Linked DNA regions of Homo sapiens: region 2 is linked to region 1. Evidence: read pairs that join two places in POLR2A ChIA-PET (ENCODE). Cell type or tissue: Panc1. All regions are shown on one strand. Each heading gives the region's core, and the rest is flanking DNA. Links, peaks and the distances in the headings are about the cores only.

Evidence for each region. ChIA-PET counts read pairs that join two places held together with the same protein. Peaks named below come from ENCODE experiments on the same cell type or tissue, not always from the same donor. Only the 100,000 strongest peaks of a DNase experiment are listed, where the experiment ranks them.
Region 2: POLR2A ChIA-PET joins it to region 1 with 6 read pairs; 4 of 35 experiments call an interaction of 5 or more read pairs at or near these places.

The regions. Positions count from the first base shown.
Region 1 is chr1:61,813,431-61,816,356 of GRCh38, forward strand. All of the region lies in intron 14 of PATJ (PATJ crumbs cell polarity complex component), which reads left to right. Among named protein-coding and RNA genes, the nearest start is that of MIR12132, 31 kb to the right of the region's middle. In Panc1, for the core only: no CTCF peak of the experiment used is centred there; no DNase peak of the experiment used is centred there.
Region 2 is chr1:61,751,709-61,754,634 of GRCh38, forward strand. The region is part of intron 1 of PATJ (PATJ crumbs cell polarity complex component); the gene reads left to right. Among named protein-coding and RNA genes, the nearest start is that of PATJ-DT, 10 kb to the left of the region's middle. In Panc1, for the core only: no CTCF peak of the experiment used is centred there; no DNase peak of the experiment used is centred there; H3K27ac peaks cover 1,032 bases.

The DNA.
Region 1 (2,926 bases), core at 259-2,758:
TCTGGTATAAATGGGCAGAAGGGCTTTGAGTTGAACACACTTTCAGAACCACCTTATAAAAACTCACTAGTACATTTGGCTGTTCATTCATTCATCAAATATGTATTATATGTACACTGTGCTAGGTCCGCTACTGGGTGCTCGGGTTCCAGAAGAGAACAAAGCAGGAAGAAAAATTCCTGTCCTATAGAACTTATATTTTAATGGGAGGAGGCCAAAAATAAGTAAGTTATACCGTATAGGTGATATGTGCCATGGAGAATATTAAGGCAGGGAACATAGGAAATTCAGGAGTGGGGGTTTATTTGCAAGTTTAGATAGGTTGGTCAGGGAAGGTTTAAGAAAGTAACATTTGATGAAATGCTTTCGGAGGTAATAACTGGCCTAATTTTTTCTCTAAATAATATGAACAATAATAATTGTGTTGTAGAAGACTAAAGAGAAATAGTATTTCGTATATACCTTAATTAATATAGCTTAGTGCCAAGATATAAGAAATGGCCAATAAATGGTAGTTTTGTTTCCCAGTTATATGCCTCTAGCACTTTTAGACTGAACTTCCAAAGGTCTTTTTCTTTTAATATGCTTTTAAAAACATTTAATTAATTGAAATTTGGTTGTGGCAAAAAGTTGCTTTTCTTGTTTCCCTGTTTTCTTCACTAGAAGAAAAAGAGTCACCCAAAATTACATTATTCTCTTCTTTTTTTTTTTTTTTTTTTTTTTGAGATTCAGTGATTCAGTCTCGCTCTGTTGCCTAGGTTGGAGTGCAATGGCACCATCTCGGCTCACTGCAACCTCCGCCTGCTGGGTTCAAGCAATTTTTCAGCCTCAGCCTCCCGAGTAGCTGGGATTACAGGCACCTGCTATCACGCCCAGCTAATTTTTGTATTTTTGTAAAGACGGGATTTCACCTTGTTGGCCAGGCTGGTCTTGAACTCCTGACCTCAGGTGATCCGCCCACCTTGGCCTCCCAAAGTGCTGGGATTACAGGCGTGAGCCACCGTGCCCGGCCGCATTATTCTCTTTACGTATTTAGTTGTTAGCTACATATTTATGTATTTGCAGTCAGTATTACCTGCCTTTTGTTTAGTGTGTGTGTGTGTGTGTGTGTGTGTGTGCGCGCGCGCGCGCATGTATGTGGGATAGAAGGGGTGTGTAGTTTTTCCATGTAACATTATCATATATTTTTACATTTTTCTACGTTAATTTCTTACTTATTAAATGTCCATAGAATTTTTCTTCATTTTGATCAGCTATGATTTTTAAAAATCCTCTTATAATTGGAAATTTGCGTCCTAATTCAGTAGCTACTAATTTCTCCCTACAATATATAAGGGAGATTTTAACTAACCAGTCAAAACCGATTTTACAGACAAGAGGATAGTAAAGGTTGCCTAGGTTGAATGACTTGACCGAAATTATACAACTAGATCATAGCAGAGGCAGGTGGTAGCTTAGAATGCATTCATCCATTCCTGAACTATTTACTGAGCTCCTACTCTGTGCCAGACACTGTGCTACCATCTGTGGGAAGCAAAATGGAAAGGGTCCTTGCTCTCATAGAGCTTAGATTCTGCGATTGTATAGGGGCATGGTAATAGACAAGTAAAAAATAACTTGATAAGATAGTTGTAGATTGTAAGAAGTGCTGCAAATGAATAAACAGTAAATTGAGCATAACTGGGGTGGGGGACACTTCAGAGGGAGCCAGGGAAAGCCTTTCTGAGCCCAGGCTTGAAGGATAAGAATGTGGAAAAGAGAAGCAGCAAGTACAGTGGCTCTGCTGTGGGAAAGGGCTTGTGTGTTGGGGGAATAGAAGTTGTTTCTTTCAGAGTGTCTGGGTCAAACTAAGTGAAGAGCAGAATATTGTTAAATGATGCTGCAGAGGAAGACTAGGTGTTAAAGGGCCCCTTGGGAGCCACTGTGATATGTATGGACTTTATCCTCAGTCACAGGTAACACCAGTGGGAGGTTTTGAGCAGGGTTTTGTCTATGATCTTAGGTCCAGGCTGGAGGTTTTTCCTCTGTCTCATCAGCTTTCTGATTAGAACAATTATGTTTCTATGGGTCTAGCTGCTTTTAGATGGTTGCCATCCCATGGCCATCACTCTTGAAGGGATGATTCCAGAAGCATCTACATGACTGGGCGGGGTGGTTTATGCATATAATCCCAGCACTTTGGGAGGCTGAGGCAGAGGATCTCGAGGCCAGGAGTTTGAGACCAACCTGGTCAACAGAGGGAGACCCTGTCTCTATATTTTTAAAAAAAGAAGCATCTTCATATATTATGGGCTAATGTTAATAGATAAGATTTTCTTCTGAGGTAGGTGGAGTTGTGGAGAAAGAGGGAGGTGAAAGCTATTTACAGTGACTTAAGCATTAGCTGCACTGCTTCTAGGAAGCTGTTAATCATGACACAAGAACAGTTTTCCCGCATCTAGGGAGACTTGCACTTTTAGGGATGGCTTTCTTGGCAAGTGTTTACTATTAAGATAATAACAGCTCTATGAGGGAGAAGCATTAAGCTCATTCTAGTGACCTTTCTGCTGGCCATCAATTGTAATATGAAGTGAGCATCAGTAATATCGCTTGTGTGGGAAACAAAAACACCAGGTCCTGCTCTCTGGTTTTGACAAAAAAAGTTGACAAATTTAACTTTATTTCTCTCTTGAGTTATATTTCCTGACCTGGAGAACATTAAAATATGGTTTCTCCCCAACCACTTTATAATGAACAAATATAATTTTTAAGGCAAGAGGGATGTACTGGGCTTTCCAAGAGTTATGGTGGATGTTACTGTTCAGTTACCAGGGCCGGTTCTTTGCTTTAAATATATTTTCTCCTATATTTCTAATAGTAACCTTATTGGTCAGCAAGCATTTTCCCCTTCCCATTTTTAATATGGGAAACTTGACTGTCAGGCAGT
Region 2 (2,926 bases), core at 119-2,618, 62 kb before region 1:
TCAGCTACTAGGGAGGCTGAGGCAGGAGGATTGCTTGAACCCTGGAGGTGGAGGTTGCAGTGAGCCAAGACCGCACCACTGCACTCCAGCATGGGCAACAGAGTGAGACCCTGTCTCAAAAAAATAATAATAATAATAAAATAAAAAAGGCCGGGCGTGGTGGCTCATGCCTGTAATCCCAGCACTTTGGGAGGCCGAGGCGGGTGGATCACCTGAAGTTGGGAGTTTCAGACCAGTCTGATTAACATGGAAAAATCTTATCTCTACTAAAAATACAAAATTAGCCCAGCGTGGTGGGTCATACCTGTAATCCCAGCTACTCAGGAAGTTGAGGCAGGAGAATCGCCTGAACCCGGGAGGCAGAGGTTGTGGTGAGCCAAGATCTCTCCATTGTACTCCAGCCTGCGCAACAGGAGCAAAACATCATCTCAAAAAAAAAAAAAAAAGAAGCCTACCATATAGCAGTTTAACTTTGTTCCTACAAAAGTGGCCAAGTTATAGGAAGAGTATTGATATGCATTGGTTAACTTTGAATAGTTTAATGAGAAAATTAGCATGAGTTAACTGAATTATTCTGAAAAACTGACTCTTTTCATTTCTTTCTTTTTTTTTTTTTTTTTTTTAAGACGGAGTCTTGCTCTGTCACCCAGGCTGGAGTGCAATGGCACAATCTTGGCTCACTGCAACCTCTGCCTCCCAGGTTCAAGCGATTCTTCTGCCTCAGACTCCTGAGTAGCTGGGATTACAGGCATCTGTCACCACACCTGGCTAATTCTTGTATTTTCAGTAGAGGCGGGTTTTCACCACGTTGGCCAGGCTGGTCTCAAACTCCTGCCCTTGTGGTCCAAGGCCTCCCTTGTGCCCGCCTCGGCCTCCCGAAGTGCTGGGATTACAGGGGTGAGCCACCGCGCCTGGCCTTCATTTCTTTTTTAAAAAATTTATTTATGTTCATTGAAGCACTATTCACAAGTTTTAATTTCAGATTCTGAATTTAAAGTGGTGTCTTTCAACTTCAATTTCAACATTTCCTGAATGTTCACTGTCAGGAGGATTTAAACATTGCTTAGGCTTAAGCATATATCTGCAAACTGTCAGGATTGTTCTGGAATTTATATATGTTTCCCAAATTCCAGGGATATAGTGGTCCAAAATATAGTATTTTTATATTTAAGGTATTTAGAAAAGTCTTGTTATTTGGTAGGAACACAATGCTAGGACACCTGACTTGAATCTGCATTTGTATGGCAGCAGATGTATTTATTTGAAGTACTGGTGGAGAGCAACCATTATTCTTTGGCTAGGAAAGTTTGTTTTTCGTTTAATCAGTACCTCATAAATGCTGAGCTTTGAGGACAAAGGAATGATAATTAGACACATCCTGAGCTTTGTACTCCAAAGGAAACAATAGAAACTTAAACCTTCAATTTTTGAAAAACTTCAGAAATCATGACTATATTTACACTTGACATTGATCTTTGCACTTGATATTGATAAGCATAAATATAATTATATTTACACTTGCTCATTGATTTTTCAAACTCCCTGGTTCAATGAGCTCTGGAAAATTCCCACTGGGTAGTTATGTGTGGTCTAATTGTGACCTTCCCAATTCACATGTGCAGTTAGAGGCTGAACACCTGTTCTTTCCCAAAGATATTGCAAGTGATCATTTTCTCCCCAAATTTCAGGTTAGATATATCATATGTCTTAGTAAATCAGTGGGGAATTACATTCTTGTGAAGTACTGGGAGCTCAAAAAGTGTTTCTCAGAATCCTTACTTTGCCTAAATTCTTGATTCTATTACATATTTTTTTTTTTTTTGAGACAGAGTCTCACTCTGTCACGGCTGGAGTGCAGTGGCACGATCTTGGCTCACTGCAACCTCCGCCTCCCGGGTTCAAGCGATTCTCCTGCCTCAGCCTCCCGAGTAGCTGGGATTACAGGTGTGCATCACCACGTCAAGCTGATTTTTGTATTTTTAGTAGAGATGGGGTTTCACCATATTGGCCAGGCTGGTCTCGAACTCCTGACCTCAGGTGATCCACCTGCCTTGGCCTCCCAAAGTGCTGAGATTACAGGCATGAGCCACTGTGCCCAGCCTATATATTTTATTTATTAAGTTTTTATCTTAATCAGATCAAGAGTTTAATAAAAAATATATAATAAATAAAATAAATATAAAATATAATTTAATTTAAAATTAAATTTCTATCTCTCTTCAAATACTCCGTTAATTGGCGTTGGCCTAGGCCTTGGGTTTTAAAAAGCCACAATATTATAATAATTTCCTTCAATCACATTCTACAGTGAACCAGATATGAAAAATTCATGGCACAAACTCTCTTGATCAATGATGGAGTGGAAGCTCCCAAGCATAATAAAGTTCTCATTCTCTGGAGGCTGTCCAACTATGAGGACAGTAGTACAATGTGGCATCTTAATTTCTAGCTGTGACCAATTGTAGGTAGCCTATCTATGACAAGTTAGACTCAGTTTCACCGTGTTTCAACAAAGTTGAAATCCCCCTCCATAAGCCCTGTTGGTTTCTTAACTAAACAGGTCAATTTGAATGACCAAAGATTTCCTATGACCATACCCTGAGTGAGACATAGGTTCCATTTAGCCTGAGTGCTGTTTGATGGATAGTGAGTTGTAGAGTTACTTGTGTTTCTTCCTTTTCTTGTCATATACTCTTTTTTGTCATAGCTAACTGCACCCTCAATTTCCTGGGCTTGGGTAATTCTCCCACCTCAGCCTCCCAAGCAACTGGAACTACAGCTTTGCCACCATGCCTGGCTAATTTTTTGCATGTTTTTTTTTTTTTTTTTTTTTTGTAGATACAGGGTTCTGCTATGTTGCCCAGGCTGGTCTCAAACTCCTGGGCTCAAGCAATCCTCCCACTTGGGCCTTTCAAAGTCCTGGAAT